Regions from separate parts of the Homo sapiens genome. Here region 2 is linked to region 1. Evidence: chromatin loops called from intact Hi-C (ENCODE). Cell type or tissue: PC-3. All regions are shown on one strand. Each heading gives the region's core, and the rest is flanking DNA. Links, peaks and the distances in the headings are about the cores only. Region 1 overlaps UMODL1 (uromodulin like 1). Region 2 overlaps ZBTB21 (zinc finger and BTB domain containing 21).

The links. Hi-C counts contacts between places; a loop is a spot of excess contacts. Peaks named below come from ENCODE experiments on the same cell type or tissue, not always from the same donor. Only the 100,000 strongest peaks of a DNase experiment are listed, where the experiment ranks them.
Region 2: a loop joins it to region 1, with 4 times the contacts of the local background. A loop is called at or near these places in 80 of 110 quality-filtered maps.

The regions. Positions count from the first base shown.
Region 1 is chr21:42,114,207-42,122,540 of GRCh38, forward strand. It overlaps UMODL1 (uromodulin like 1), which reads left to right. Exons shown (of 23, transcript NM_001004416.3): 14 at 1,667-1,779; 15 at 4,905-5,118; 16 at 6,881-7,018. Among named protein-coding and RNA genes, the nearest start is that of UMODL1-AS1, 9.8 kb to the left of the region's middle. RefSeq lists enhancers at 5,803-6,508, 6,496-6,625, 7,345-8,282, 8,283-8,334. In PC-3, for the core only: CTCF peaks have their summits at 135, 3,418 (motif pointing left) and 3,624; DNase peaks (open chromatin) are centred at 75, 3,375 and 5,995; H3K4me3 peaks cover 757 bases; H3K27ac peaks cover 3,370 bases.
Region 2 is chr21:41,997,654-42,005,987 of GRCh38, forward strand. It overlaps ZBTB21 (zinc finger and BTB domain containing 21), which reads right to left. Exons shown (of 3, transcript NM_001098402.2): 2 at 5,244-5,308. Among named protein-coding and RNA genes, the nearest start is that of ZNF295-AS1, 7.4 kb to the right of the region's middle. In PC-3, for the core only: no CTCF peak of the experiment used is centred there; a DNase peak (open chromatin) is centred at 5,008; H3K4me3 peaks cover 528 bases; H3K27ac peaks cover 2,274 bases.

The DNA of each region.
Region 1 (8,334 bases), core at 14-8,013:
CAGGAAGGACATCAACAGACAATCGGCAGTCACATGGATGATCTGTGAGCAGCCTGCCAGAGCCTGGGGCCACAAAGTAAAGAATTGAGCAATAATGAATCAAACATAGACTCCACTGCGTTCCAGCTGGACAGTGACAATATTACACATATTTGGATGAAATTCCTCTTTTCTTTTCATTAGCATCGCTACCTGGGTATTTTCTTATGTGTACCTTACCTGGGTAGTCAAGAGCGTGTCTGATGTTGCAAGCTGGTTTTCACGCCATGGGCAGCTTCCCAAGCGTTGATAGCAGTGGTCTGCACGGTGGGGCGCACACCCCTTGAGGGAGGTGTAGGATGGTTTCACACTGTGGGCAGCATTGATAGCAGTGGTCTGCACAGTGGGGCGCACACCCCTTGAGAGAGGCATAAGATGGTCTATTGGGATGCAATAATAGAAGTTGAGAACTATGTATGTGCTTTAAAGTACTAATCAGCCATGGCCTGAGAAATTAGAGAACAGATGGAGTGCATGACGTGAATTGTGCACGTTCACGAGCAGCTGGAGAGGAGGGAGATCAGTGCTGGCTGGACAGTCAGACAGGGTGGCTCTGGGGTCTGAGAGCCAGAGTTGGGCCTCTGAAGGTCTCAGCTGCTCTGGACGGGACAGGCTGCACGGGGGACCCCAAACCTGTGGGTGCACTTATACCTGCTCTCACCTGTGCACCTGTCCTGCTACTGATGGCTTTCAGACTGGGTTGCTCATGCCAGCCATGGAGACTGAACCAGAAGCCCTCAGGGGCAGCAACAACAATGATCTCAAGGACGTAGAGTTTGGGGTTCGCCCAGGAATGCATAGCAGAATGGCTCTGTGGTTTGTCTTAAACTTAGTGAGAAGCTCTGGGGAGATGGACTCTAAGCCCCCTGAGGGGAGAGCTGTGTCTTTCTCCTTCACTGTCTAGAATGCCTCTGGCGCATGGCAGGCGCTTTGCAAATATCTGGTGAGGGACTGACTGAACACTGGGGTGGCTGCCATGCCAGGGCCAGGATGGGATGGCGACATTCCTGGACCACATTTATGTGCCACATACTCCTAGAAGCCCTCTGCGGAGGGAAAAGATTCAGATGGAACAGATGATGCCAAAACAGGGACTGCCCATAGACCAGGGGAGGTGGGGCTGCTGGGGGAGGAAGAAGGACTGGCTCCAAACAAGACCCCTGGGCACCCTGTGGCCACGTGGACTCTGAGCAGAGGCCTGGCCAGGGCCCTAAGTCCTGTTATACCTGGGACAGCCCAGTTTGCACCCGTAGCCCTGGCAAAGTTATTTAATGGTGCCTCCACATGCTTCAAGTCATGCCAGCTTGCTGGGAAATTGTCTGAACCCCAGCATGGGGGAACGGCAGCAAGGAAGGAAGGCTATGTGTGGTGGGGAGACAGTTGCAGGGGCGAGCTGGCTCTGTGGCCTCTGGAAGGTTCTCCCACTGTGTTCAGGCTGTGTTCTGTGTCCTCTGGAATCTGATGGGCTGTGTCCCTGAGCCCTGGCACTATTCCTTCTTTCTAGAACACGGGTTGGCTTTGGTGTGATGCTCTTCCTGGACATGAAAATACATTTATTAATATTGAAATGTTAGTCTGTTATCTAATACAGCACCAATTCCAAATGTGCTTATCCTCCATCCTGCAGCAGCCCGGAAGCTCATTGGAAAGGTCAGAATCAAAAATGTCAGGTACTCAGAATCCTTTCGCAACGCAAGCAGCCAGGAGTATCGAGATTTCCTAGAACTATTCTTCAGGATGGTGAGTTGGTGATATCAGCCCTTAATTCCTTTCAGGAGGGAAAGGGTGGAAGGCTGATAGAATTCTAGGTTAGGCACGGTGGCTCACCCCTGTAATCCTAGCACTTTGGGAGGCAGAGGCGGGCAGATTGCCTGAGCTCAGGAGTTCAAGACCAGCCTGGGCAACATGGCAAAACCCCATCTCCACCAAAAAAAAAAAAAAAAAAAAAAATACAAAAAATGAGCCTGTCATGGTGGCGCATGTTTGTGACCTCAGCTACTCAGCAGGCTAAGGCAGGAGAATCTCTTGAACCCAGGAGGCAGAGGTTGCAGTAAGCCGAGATCGTGCCACTGCACTCTAGCCTGGACAACAGAGTGAAACCCTGTGGGAAAAAAAAAAAAAGAATTCTAGTCTCATCCAACTAGGAATTTGACCTATAGGTCCTATGAGCTCCTCATTTCTGAAGGAAGCCAGGACGTTAAGCTCTGGCCTGACTCCCTGAGTGTCCCTGGATCTGCCCCGGCGAAGACACGGTTAGCAGACAGGAGGCACAACTCTTCCTCTGCTGCATCCTTACTTCACACTTCACTTTCTGTCCAGTGAAACCTGTTTTTCAGTTGTGGAACCTATGAAGCAGAAAGTCCCTCCACGGTTTTTTTTTTTTAAACCTGTAAAAAATGAGATTTATTTCACAGACCATAAAATCTACTTTTAAACTGTACAATTCAGTGGTTTAGACTATTTTGCAAAATTGTGCAACCATCACTACTAATTCCAGAACATTTTCATCACCCAAAAAGAAACCTTATACCCATTAGAAGTCACTCGCAGCTGGGCATGGTGGCTCATGTCTATAATCCTAGCACTTTGGGAGGCTGAGGTGGGTGGATCGCCTGAGGTCAGGAGTTCTAGACTAGCCTGGCCAACATGGCGAAACCCCATCTCTACTAAAAATACAAAAATTAGCCGGATGTGGTGGCGGGTGCCTGTAATCCGAGGTACTCAGGAGGCTGAGGCAGGAGAATCGCTTGAAACCAGGAGGCAGAGGTTGCAGTGAGCTGAGATCTTGCCACTGCACTCCAGCCTAGGTGACAGAGCAAGACCCCATCTCAAAAACAGAAAAAAAAAAGTCACTCCCTCTCGCCACTTCCTCCAGCTCCTGGTAATCACTTATCTGCTTTTTGTCTCTATAGATTTGCCCATTGTGGACATTTCACAGAAACAGAATCATACAATATGTGACTTTTTGTGTCTGGCTTCTTTCAGTTAAAATGAGGTTTTCTGGTTTCATCCACGTGGCAGCATGTGTCAGCACTGGATTCCTTGTTATGGCTGGGGCATAACCCATGCAGTCTCATCCATTCATTCACCGAGCGCACTGGGCGGCTCCCGCCTTCTGTCTGTTATAAATAGTGCTGCAATGCCCCTGCCTCAGAGAAAGTTCTTTTCCTGCTCTTTCCTGCATTCCTCCCTGCCATCCCCTCAGCATTCTCCAGGATGCTATCTGTTACCATTTAGTGACATGCCTTCTTGTGGACTTTTTGAGGTATAGGGAGTGCCCTTGTCATAATCTAGTGATTTTGTTTGCACGGAATCTCACATTGTAGATTTCCTGAGTCTGAGCTCAGCACAGAGAGGGTTTGACATTGCCACCTAGTGGCCTGTCGTGGTAATACCGTAGCAGGGCTGCAAACCCCAGCGCTTCCCCCACAGATGAGAAGATTCGACAGCCTTTGGGAACGGCCTAGCTCATTCCCTGCTCCTGGTTTGTGCATTCAACAGTTGTTGACGGTTTGATTAATAATGTGATTTCATTGATAAGGTTAAATAGTAGTTAGAATATTAAACAACAAACACTGAATCCTTCCACCTGGCTCGAGTGGTCAAAAGAGGCAGCTCCGTTTCCTTCCCGAGTTTCTTGATTAATCTTTCCTCTTTGAACCATTTCTTCCTTTGCCCATTTTTGGGGTGTTGTTTTTCTGTTTGCCTAGAATTTCAGGACAGCAAATAATTATACAACTTAATCACAGAAGTAGGATGTTAAGAGAAATTTCGGGGGTTTCACTTGCTGATAACCGCAGACGTGGATGTCAGGAGGTGTTGGCTGCATGGCTTGGTCCCTGGCTCTTCACCACTTCCTAGCAAGGGGCCTGGAAGTTTGCTTAGAGGTTGGTTTGAAATGCAGCTAAAAGTCACATTAATCCAAGACTATGCCAGATTCCTCTGAGAGAAAGAGAGAGGGAAGAACTGATTGTGAAGATGGTCACGACAACAGTCATCTACTGAGCCAACCAAGGGCAGCTGTGGTCTCCCTGGGGTCCACAGGCTCTGAGAGGGACAATGGATCTGTTCACCTTGGTGGCCCAGAAGCCGGGAAGTGAGTCCATGACCCAGGCCTTGAGCCATCGCACCTGTGAGGACAAACCCTGGAAGTACCCATAGGAGGTTTGCACTGAGGATGATTGAAGCTCATTATAAGATTGTTTGCCTTTCTGAGTGCTTTGACCATGATGGGTTAGCATGGAATCAATCATATAGCGTGTGGTGTGTGACTGTGTCCAAAGAGACAGAGTAGAAAGCAGGGCGTTCGGGGGCAGGAACCCCCTGTCCTAATGGGGAAGTTGGAAATGCTCACAGGAAGCAGTCTGGGGAGAGGTAGGGAGGAAGAATGAAAGGGGACATGTTCTGCAGTGCCAGGAGCAAAAGAGCTGTTCCAGAGAAGGCAGCGGGAAGTGGTCTCCCTCCCCACGACCCTGCACTCAGCCCCCTGCCCTCGGTGGCTGCAAACCAGGAGTATTAGGTTCTAGAAGCCCTTGTGAGCCCCCAGCAAATTTTAAGCCCCATGAGGTAGGGTCTCTGCCTGTGCCCCCAAGTCCCACCCTCGCCCCACAGGCATCTTTCTGAAGCCGTTTACTGGTTTGGGGGGGGAAACAAGGGCTCTTCTCATATCACAGACACTCCCAGGCGTTTGTGCTGGGCTTGAAAACACAGCAGACAGGAAAGGGGCCCAGAACCAACCTGTGGCTTTTACTTTGTGCCACGGGCCAGCCCTGCTGCTGGGCAGACTGGCAGGAGGAACCGCCTTGAGACGGGCATCTGTTTCCTCTCAGCGTGGGGACCTCCTCACATGGCCTCTTTCCCCGCAGGTGCGGGGCTCCCTGCCAGCCACCATGTGTCAGCACATGGACGCTGGTGGGGTCAGGATGGAAGTCGTCAGCGTCACCAACGGCAGCATCGTGGTGGAGTTTCACTTGCTGATAATCGCAGATGTGGATGTCCAGGAGGTGTCAGCTGCATTTCTCACCGCCTTCCAGACCGTGCCTCTGCTGGAGGTGATCAGAGGCGACACCTTCATACAGGGTACGAGAGGCTGGGATGGAGCCTCTCCCGTGTTCTGGAACCAGAGGCAGCCAGAGGGCAGCCACCACCCTTCGCTTTTGAAAGATGTCGTGTTGTGCCCATGTGGTCCTTCTTCCCCCAGAATTAGATGAAGATGTGAAATAGATAGGACCCTGTCTGTCCCTCTTATTGTGATTATAATTGTGTAAAGGTTGAAGTGTTGAAAACATCTTTGGGTGAACCTGCAGATCCCCAGGGGTGCTGCTTTCTTTCCGGGTCGACTGCCCCCTCGCTGCTTGTTTCCATGGGCTGAGGGCAGATGCATCCCTCTCTGCAGCCAGACTCTCCCCCAAGCATAGTTCCCAAGGAGATCCCAGTAAAGATAATTAACGAGAAAAGCAGGGAGAAAAAGACAATTCAGATTCTTTTCTCCTATCATACTTGAACATAAATGATGAATGGCTTATAGTTACATGTATCAGAAACAAAAGACTTTTTAAAAATTGGAGATTCATATTAATTTTTTGATTTTTAGAATAAGAAGGACTTCCTAAAGAAAATACGATTTTTAGAGGAAAACGATGAGATGCTGACTGCATGCAGAGATAAATCAAAATAAAGGCACCATTTTAACGCAAAGTAAACAAAAAATTTTTCAATAATTTGGTGAAGTGTTAGTATCCCAAATATATAGAGAGATCATACAAATAGATAAATATTAAGAACCTGATGGATAAATGCACGAAAGCTCTACACAGACAAGGTATAAAAGAAGAAATATGAATGACTAACAAAGATGTGGTAACCCAAGACATCCCCATTAGAATGCATTGCACTGTTTGCCCATCAAATTGCAAACAAAAGGTCTCTTTACTGCTGACATGAATACTGGTGAAAGTGTAGTGAGGCAGGTGTTTGCACAGATTGCTGGTGGCAGAAGGATTTGCTCATGCTTCCTGGAAACCAGTTTGGTGACATAAATCAAACGCTTTCAAAGTGGCCATCCACTTGGATTCTGAAATATCAGCTCTACGACTTTGTCCTAAGGAATTTGATCTGTTTGGACCGTAGTTTAAATACAAAGATGTTCATCTTCAGTGTTACTTTAAAAGCCAAAGAGTTGGAAATCACCAATCATCCAGTAACAAAGAAGGTGCTAAGTTACCAGGTGTCCCCGCCCCGGGCTGTTATGCAATGATGAGAATAGCGGTTTGTGGATTTGCATGGAGCTAGTTGGTGGCAGAGGCAAGCTATGCTCTCAGAGCATGCCTGCATTTTAAAAGGCTGGAAGGAAATACGTCCACATGCTAACTTGCCCCTGGCCACGCTTTTCTGGTTCTTATCCATGTTCTGCAGTAAACCTGTTTTGCTGTCAACAATCAACCCAGCATCATGGCGAAAGGCAAATGGCCTGAGGGCCTTCTGCCCAGGGTTGGGCTTGCAGCCTGGGTCCCTTGGGCTGGACCGAGGTGGATCTGGGGGCCTGTGCATCTCCTGGTTACTCCCGGGAACTGAAGGGATGGCCCTGCTCTGCCCAGATCCCCCTCCCAGCCCTGGGCCAGAATCCTCCTTCCAGAACAGCCCCTGCAGACATACTTAGCCATTCCCAGCCCCAGCTTCAGGAAGCCTCCTGTACTTTCCAGAACTGGTGAGCTTGACTGCAGTCTGCTGTGGCTGGAGTTTCCAGCTTTGTCTGTGAGATGCACTCTCCCCCAACCAGGCTGCTGTGAGACCACAAGCCCCCAGGGATGTTCTTCTGTTTTGTCTTCTAAATGTTGTGCAGATTACGATGAGTGTGAAAGGAAGGAGGACGACTGTGTGCCGGGGACATCCTGTCGAAACACCCTCGGGTCTTTCACTTGTAGCTGCGAGGGAGGAGCCCCCGACTTCCCTGTGGAATATTCTGAGAGACCCTGTGAAGGTAATGTCGTCAGAGTTTCTTCTTCTGGAATACTGTATCATAATCGGTTTTTTTTAAGGACATTCACGTGCAAAGGGCTTCTTGTCCCTCTGAGGTCATATTTTTATGTCCTGGGGAAGTTTCCTGTGTGTGATGTGGGTGCACGTGTGTGTGTGTGTGTGTGATGTATGTGTACATGTGTGTACGTGTGTGCATGTTCCTTCCCATTCTTTCATATGTGTCCAGGCTTCTGGGCAGTGCCTTATCTCTCCAAGTGCTAGCTCTGATATCCATGGAGAGAAAATATACACATACATGAGGTGTGAACGTGCAGATGCTGAGCGACCGTCTTGTGAAACACGCAGCCGTGGGACACGCGACACAGGGGAATGTTTCCTCTTGGCCACTCTTTCCACCCAGCTCTTTTCCTGCTAAACGGGGTCTTAGTGGATTTAACACTGACCCCACGTTGGCCACTGCTATCCAGGAATCTGCGTCAAGTGAAGGGAGGTGGGCATTTATACCAGTGAGTGTGGTATCCGGGGGGCTATAGAACGTGTCCTGCTTGAGGTAGAATCAGGAAGCACAGAGGAGGCTAAGTTGCTTCAGTCCAGTGAGTGTGGCCAGGGAGGGCTTCCTGGAAGTGGTGTCTTGAAGCTGGTCTTAATGGATAGCTAAGATGGCACCCAGCAGGGAGGGCAGGGCATGGTGGGTGGGTGCCGTGGTGAGAACAGAGCTGGTGATGGGCGTGATCTCACATGCAGGGACCTGCAGGAGATGGGTGGCAGAGAGCGAGAAGCAGGCTGCCCAGGGAGGCGGGTGAGGCAGCAGCCAACTGTGAAGTCCTCAGCAATGGTTTGGACTATGGCCCAGAGACAGGAGTGAGCTGGGTGGAGCTGCAGGGTGCTGGGGCTGGGCAAGCCCCACTCTGAGATAAAAGAAGGCACAAACCAGGCCCACAGATGATGGAGCCACTGCTGAAGGAGGGTGGAGGGCACGTGCGGAGCTGTGTCTGGGGTCTGCTTCCATATAGACCACCCCGAGAACAGGTGGGTGGATTGGAAAGCTTTCCGGGCCCCTTGTTCTCCTAGGCATTGAAACTGAACCTGCTCTGGGGGCAAGAAGGGAGCTGGAGTGGGAAGTTTGGGCACAAGGACCTCAAGAGGAGGCATCATTACCCCATCTTAGAGAATAGACTCAGGGCTCTCAGGGCAGAAGACTCACCCTGTATCCACTGGCTTGGCACATCCCCGGCATCAGGTCCCTCGGTCCTTGGCCCTCGGGGGCCCATGGTGAGCCTGGATCCCTGAGCTGGTGGAAATGTGCAACATGTGCAT
Region 2 (8,334 bases), core at 217-8,216, 120 kb before region 1:
TGCTATTTGCCTTGCAATCTCATGAATACTATTTTCTTACCAAATCACATTTTCAACAATAGCACAAAGGAAACTTTAGCCTAGTTCTAAATTTAATTAAAGAGTTTAAACTGATATTTCACTGAAATGCTCTTCAAATCTAAACATGAGAAGAGGAGGCCTAGTGGTAGAGTGCAAGCTCTGGTGCCAGACACTTGGGTTGAGATGCCAGTTCCTTGCAGGCTGGCTGATTGTCCTTGGGTGTTTCTGTTAGCCTCTCGGTGTGGCAGATCCCTCACCTGAGTTAGGAATGACAACTGTGCCCTCCTCTTGCAGGGTTGTTGCAAAGAGTTCATCTAAAGAAAACTCAACAAATGTGCACTTAACTTTCAGAAATTGCAGGATTAATAGGCATCTAATTCAGTATCAAAGAAAGTGGGCAGATTAACCCCACCATACTCTCGATGCAGACAAAGCCATTTCATGCAGAGACAATGCCTGACTCTGTGTATTTGACCCTTTATTTAGGCTTCTGTTCCTCTAACACCTCATCCTTTTCATTTTTTTTTTTTTTTTCTAGACAGGGTCTCGCTCTGTTGCCCAGGCTGGAGTGCAATGACTCAGTCTTGGCTCCCTGCAACCTCTGCCTCCTGGGTTCAAACGATTCTCCTGCCTCAGCCTCCTGAGTAGCTGGGATTACAGGCGTGCACCACCACGCCCAGCTAATTTTTGTATTTTTATATAGTTGGGGTTTCACCATATTAGCCAGACTGGTCCCGAACTCCTGACCTCACGTGATCTGCCTGCCTCGGCCTCCCAAAGTGCTGGGATTACAGGTGTGAGCCACCACAGCTGGCTCATCCCTTTCATTTTATAATGCCATATTTTCTTTCAAATATTGTTAAGACATTTATTTTTAAGATTACATGAATCCCAAGTAACTATCTGTGACGGTTTTATCTTTCTCTAGCGGGCAAACTGTAGATGAACCAAACTTGACCCCAGCTCATTTGTAGGTTCTCTTCTGGCCTTTGCTGGTTACCCCAGCCACCAGGCTCTTCAGGAAGAGCCCAGAGTCTCCTAGGCTGTCAACCTGGGAGTGGCCACACACGGTATACAATTCCTTCTGACTCCCTGATAAGATGCGACTCAATTTAACCGACTGAGACACAGGACTTTGCTTCTAGAGATGATGCCTTTAGCCTGTCCACAAACAACTACTTTGGTCAGACTGTACCAAGTTTCTGTCCACTCCCGCCTACCATCCTTTCAAAGTAAATGGTAAATTTTAATTCCTCTATTTTTTTAAAAAATTATTCTATTTGTGACTACTTGATAATTTCCCTTCCTTTTTCTTCTCTTAGTCATTTAAATTTTCCTTAATCCTACTATACTTTCTTTACATCTATTTGTATGAAGAAACCCTTACCATCTTTTACAGAGATCAGCAGAAAAAGACATAAGCTTATAATGTTACACGTATTGACTCAGCTGGGTACTGAGGAGTTTTTAGCACTAATAATTTTTGACAAAGCTAGTTCAGATGTTGCCACAGGGAAAAGCTGTAACACAGAATTAAAGGTACAGATTTAAAGGCTTGGATAGTCTTTGTCAAAAGGGGTTCTTAAACTCAACTTGGTGGTTTAAAACTAGCAATTAAAAAATAAATGACTAGGACAGAGTAGAAAATATCAGAATGCATCAAATGTCATAAGGCTAATTATGAGCTTGAGAAACTTTTGTTTCTATTATATATATGTACATACCCACATAAGCAAGCATGGACTGGATTGAGATGTAAAATGTATTCCTTCCTGTGGGTCAGTCAAAATATTTTGAGAGCCACTGTTCTAGGCTAACCAACCTCTTTGAGCCTCAGTTTACCTCGCCATAAAATAAGGATAATACTAGCAGCTACCACATAATGCTATTGTGGGAATTAAATAAGATAATAATAGTCGCTACCATTTATATAGCACCTAACTGTACAGGAACCTACACTACAAACTATACCAGAAACTTCTCATGTCATTCATTCATCAAAATGGGATCAAAGAAGGTGTGAAGGAGGCGAGGGATGAGCCATGGAGATAAATGGAGGAAGAACATCACAACAAAGGGAGAAGCTAAGGCAACAGGAGGGATGGAGCAGTGTGTGCTGGGAGCCATGTAAGATGACATCTGAGAGGCAATAAGAAGTAAGACCGTCTAGGGCTGGGAGACCTCCAGAAGAACTTTATTTTTTACTATGGATGAAATGGACAGCCATTGAAGATTCTGAGCAGAGGAATGACAAAGACCTGAATTACATTTCCAAAGGATTGCTCTGGCTCTGTTGTTGAGATTAGACAACAGAGGGTAGGTTATGGGGGAAGCTGCGGGCCAGCTTGCAGTCCACTGTAATGACCCAGATGAGAGAGGATGGTGGCTGGGACCAGGGTGGTAGCAACGGAGGTAAAGGCAGAGTCATTAGAATTTCTAGTGGACAGACTGCAGGAGAAAACAGAAGGTGTGGAGTTAAGTATTCTGCCAAAATAACTGGAAGGGCATCCTTAGGAGAGATGGGGTTTGACAGAAAAACCAGGAGTTCAGATTTTTTAAAGAATTCAGTTTTGATATCCTACACGTGAGCAGCAACCTGTTCATCAATGTACCCTTTATGAGCCTCCATCTCCGCCTTACTGTCCCTACTTCCTTTCTTGTGCTTCCTGGGATCAGTTCCCAAATAAACGTCTACCTCTGAATCCTTGTCTTGGGGTCTACTTTTGGGGGAATCCAAACTAAGACACAAACAGAACTCGAAGCACAGGTAACGGCTAACCACTTCACACTAAAACCTCCCTTCCAAGGGCTTGTCCTGGCCCTTTAGTGTGAAGACTAAACCAAGGGGAGTTTTCTACATCCCTGGACCTGAAGCAAATGGTATTCCACAGACCGTATGCATCCCGTTGCCAAAAAAGCAACATTTGTGTCCCTTTTGTTTAGAAAGGTTTCCTTCTTTATGCATTATTCAAAGTATCATGATCCCTATTTCTGCTCTAAGTCACTGCTTCAAATTTCTTGGATCACAGACCTCTATCTTCTTTGGATGAAAACATCTATGGACTAGGGGACAATAATAAAGTCATTCAAAGTTAAGTTGTAAGAGAAATACTCACTGTCCCTGAAAATTATTGGGGATTTAAAACTTAACTTTCCTATAACCTCCATTTAGAGCCATCACACCTGCCTGAAAAGTGCCTCAAGATGTCCAAATTCCTGATACACAAGTGCAGAATAACTTTATAGAGTATTTATTTTCCATTCCATTCAGTAGAACAGTAACTAGGTACTTAATAACAGCTAAAATTTGGGTGTTTATTCTGTCACATACACAAAAATAAAGAAGTTATTTTTATGTATTAACTCAATATTTACATCAACCATAGGAGGTAGGTACTATTATTATCCCCATTTTACAGATGAGAAAACTGAGGCACAGACGGTCAAGTAACATGCTCAACGTCATAGAGATAAGTAGCAGAGCAGGATTCACATCAGCTGGCTTGGATCCAGAGGCTAAGCTCTTAACCCCTACACGACACTGCCTCTAGTTTCCTCTTCCAATTCTCGTATCATCTTCTGAACTAGACAGTGTCATCAATCCTTTTTACAAACAAATGAGAAAACTGAGGCATTGAGAGGTCAAGTCATTTGCCTAAGGTCACCCAGACAATTATAGACTTATGGCTAGCATCTGTCTAGTGTGTGCTAGAACCCTTCTAGACATGGAAGATATCAATTTAACAAGTATGGCCCTGCCTCATGGAGCTTAAGGTCTTGTGCAGGAAGAGAACAGGTCAATTCATCAGCCTAGTCCAGTATGCTGAGCAGCAGACAGGATGTTTGCAGAGGTAGAGACGCAGTATAGATGACAGGCATCAGAGCCAGGTGAGATGGAGGCCAGGAAGGGCGTTCTACGAAGAAAGTTTTATAGGGAATGCTGGGAAGAGATAGGAAGGATGAAGGACATTTCGAGGGACGAGTATTTATTTTCCATTCCTTTCAGTAGAACAGTAACTAGGTACTCAATAACAGCTATAATTTGGGTGCTTATTCTGCCACACACACAAAAGAAAACACTTTTAATGTATTAACTCAATATTGACATCAACCCTAGGAGTTAGGTACTATTATTATCTCCATTCTACAGATGAGAAAACCGAGGCACAGAGGGTTAAGTAACATGCTCAATGTCAGACAGATAATAAGTAGCAGGGCAAGATTCACATCAGCTGGCTGGGCTGCAGTACATGCAACACTACAGAGACAAGACAGAGCAGGAGGAATCCAAGGGAACCACAGGTGGCTTTGCCTGGTGAAAGGTAAAGGTACACATAGGGGAGGAAATGCCCATGAGGCTGGAGGAAGATGGAGGCATGAGCGCCCTGGGGGCTAAAATATGTCATCTGAGGATCTTGCACAGGAAAGCAACATTGTCCATTCTCCCCAGTACCCCAGGATCTAGAGACTCTAGATGTCTAGATAGGAGACAGGGGTAGCTAGGAGATGCAGATCCCTCACCTTCACATTAAGGCCCTTGTTTTTTTTACATTTTAATTCAATTATTAAGTTTTGAAAACAATGTACCCTTTCCTAGTCTGGCTGCAGACAGACAATTAACATATTGAATTTTTGTGTTTTAATGACAGTCAGTATATTTGAGTTTAACAATTACCTAAAAATATAAAATGCTCCATCCATCAAGAATGTAAGTAAAAAGGGGGAAAATCACAACTGCTGACGATCACGAGATAATCCAGCAAGACTGTTTGTGGCTGGTGGCTGTGTACACCGAATCCTCAAAAACTTTTGATTTCTCTGCTCTTCTGCTGTCAGATAAGGCGAGCTTTGTTGCCGGGTGTACTTTCTCCTCAGTGTATTTTTCAGATCTAGACCGATAAGTTTGCTGGCACATCACTCCAAATTTCCATGCAGGTTTTCATTATGAGTAATCAGGGCCTCCGACTTACAGAAGCAGTGCATCTTACACATAAACACGCACTGCTGCCACCACCGTCTACGCCCCTCCTTTCCACGGCTCATCTCCACCTGACTCATCACGGCAGAACTTCTGCCACTTCAGTCATGGTGGAAAAACCTTGGAGCTCTTAAAAGACCAGTGGGTGAAATTTGGAGAAAAGGTCTATTTACGAGCAACAGAAAAAACTAAGAGGAAAACCCCCCAGGAAAACCAGTTTCTAAAATAGGGCCGGCTTGCTTACCACTTTGATCCTCGCACACAAATAGCTTCCCAAAGCCTTCCTGGATTGTTTCTACTTCATGTCTTCTGAAATTTCAAAATGAGAGAATCTTTATGGTTAACAATTCACAGAAGACCTTACAGTTCCATGGAAAAGCCTTTCGAATCAGTCTATTTGTCTCAAATCCTGGCTCCGCCACCTATTAGGCATGGAACCTTCTAAAGATGACTCAACCTTTCTGACTAGTTTCCTTACCTGTTAAACATGGCTAACACTACCCACCACATAGGATTTTTATGAAGGACAGAAGAGGCAACATGTTTGAAAGCCCCAGTACGTTCAGCACTTCCCATGTGGCACATGCACATCTTCCTTCCTTCTCCACTTCCCCTCACAGATGCTTGCGTGGGCCTGCTACCCACCACACATCACAAGAGGTGCTGGTGATGGGGAGATGAGTAACTGGCCTGCTTCTTGTTCTCCTGTAGCTCACATTTCCATGTTAGGACAGACAATAATTAACAAAGGATGTGAAGAATGCTACGGGAATACTGATTCCAGGAAGCAATTAATTTGGCCAGGGTGTAGGAGGGTGGAAGAGTGAATAGTGGGAACTATTCACTATTAACTATGAGTGAATAGTCCTAAGGAAGGCTTGGGACTCATCACTCCTTTGACAATTATAATACAAGCTGAATATCTCTAGTCCAAAAACCCAAAACTACTTTCTGAGCAACGACATGATGCACAAAGGAAAGGCTCATTAGAGCATTTTGGACTTTTGGATTAGGGACGCTGAACCACTGGGTATAATGAGAATATTTCAAAATCCCAAACAATCTGAAATCTGAAACACTTCTGGTCCCAAGCATTTCAGATAAGGGATAGTCAACCTCTAATACTAAAGGTTCCATTCTTTACATTTCTACTATAGACGCTTTTCAGAAATGCTCATCTGGCCTTGCTGGGGCTTAAAACCTTCCAAGGGCTTGCCCTGGCCTCAACTTCCAATTCCCTGGAATGGCTACAAAACCCTTCAGAACTGGATTCCAGAAGATTATTTCATACCATCACTTCAAATTCCTCAGGTAATAAATGCTAAGGGGGTGGGGGACTCATATCTCACATCTTTTTTTTTTTTTTTTGAAGAGTCTCACTCTGTCACCCAGGCTGGAGTGCAGTGGCATGATCTTGGCTCACTGCAACCTCCGCCTCCTGGGTTCAAGCAATTCTCCTGTCTCAGCCTCCTGAGTAGCTGGGACTACAGGCGCCAGCCACCAGGACTGGCTAATTTTTGTATTTTTAGTAGAAATGGGGTTTCACCATATTGGTCAGGCCGGTCTCGAACTCCTGACCTCAGGCGATCTGCCCACCTCGGTCTCCCAAAGTGCTGGGATTACAGGCCAGCCACCTGTAAGATATGAGCCACCGCGCCCGGCCTCATATCTTAACATAAATTAATTCAATGCAAATACTTTCCTCTTTATAGAGTGTTAAATCAGTTGTATGGAATTAAGATTTTTGAGGGAGAGGGAAGGTAGGCAATTTCGAATATAGAGCATTCTAGTGAGAAGCAGAGGAAAGCAAAGCGACTTGGCACTCAGAAGGGTACCAGGGGGTGAGTGAGGGGGTGAGAAACAGAGATGGAAAGGGATCAAAATAATCTCACCTACTTGGACTAGTGTCATAGCTAAGGTACACTATAAATTAAGTTGGCTCCCAGACTAGCCACAAAACTGCTACTACCAGTTCTACAGGAAAATGGCTCTTTACATCCAGCATCAACCTAGATTTCAACTCTGGGAACATGGGTCCTTTGGAATGTTGGGGATTGCTTCTATAGTCCTAACCATGATACTAGAAAAAAGAGGGAATGCATGTAACACAAGGCAAATACCTAGTTAAAAAAACAAAGCATCTACATTTGACTTTGGAACATAAACACACACACACAGACTGCTTATCCCCAAACCCTCATTTCAGGATTTAGCCGTAACACCTACCATTGGATTTTACTATTTGATGGTGATAGGAAGTTGCCTCTGAGTTTCGGTCTTATCATCACTCACTTGGTGACAACGCAAATATCCTCAGATTTCAAACCTAGACTAGCTTATCCAATCCTTCAAGAGGAGTCATGTTACTATCTTGTATTCCATTTCACCACACTTTCAGTCTCTAACAAGGGGGTTTGATTTTGGTTTGATGGTTGTTCTTGGCCACATTCAGGAGAATGATCCTACTCCAACATAGTTCAAGCTCCTTTGCACCTTAGCAGAGCAGACTCTGGTCACAGCCTTTGCTGTTTTCTTCCAGCCACTACACAGCCATTCCACCTCCTGTTAACAGCCCCATGATTTTGCTATAGAAGAACTGCTCTTGTCCCACTGTGTGCTACAGCCTGATGTGCTCCTCTCCCCTACCTCTGGGCTAACCATACAACCAAAGCCAAACCAATCAGAAACTTTGTCCTCGGAATATGAATCCTGAGAAGAATGACAAAGGCAATAAATAAATGAAGCTGACTTATCTCAACGGAGGCCTGAAAATGCAACCTTGCTAGTGCCTGCTACATAGATTCCTGGAGTTAGCTTGGTTTTTGTCCTTCTTCCTGGCCCAGTTTTTTAGCTTTTCTTTTAAGTCCAAGAGCAACCCTGTATCTTTACAATAAACTACTTTTTCCATTCAAGCCAGACAGTTTCTGTTCTTGTTATTAAAGAACCCTAATATATTTCCACGTGGTATTCACTGTTCCTTGTCATGCCTTCCAAACCCATCCTAATACAGCTTCTAGACTGAGCTTCTTAGAACAAAGCTTTGATCGCTCACCCAACATACACGTTAAATATTCCTATTATTAATTCAACTTATTTACTGAATTCCAATTCTGTACAAGGCATGGTTAGATTTATCTGAAATATAGGGGTGCACCAAACAGACAAGACCCCCACTTTCTAGTGAGATAAATCAGATGCTAAGGAAACAAATAAAAAAGACAACCTCAGATTCTGCTAAAAGTTATGGTGGAAATAAATAAGGTGCTATATCGCTGGATGCAGTGCCTAGAGAGGATGGTCAGAAAATACCTTGATGGAATATTTCAGCTGAGACC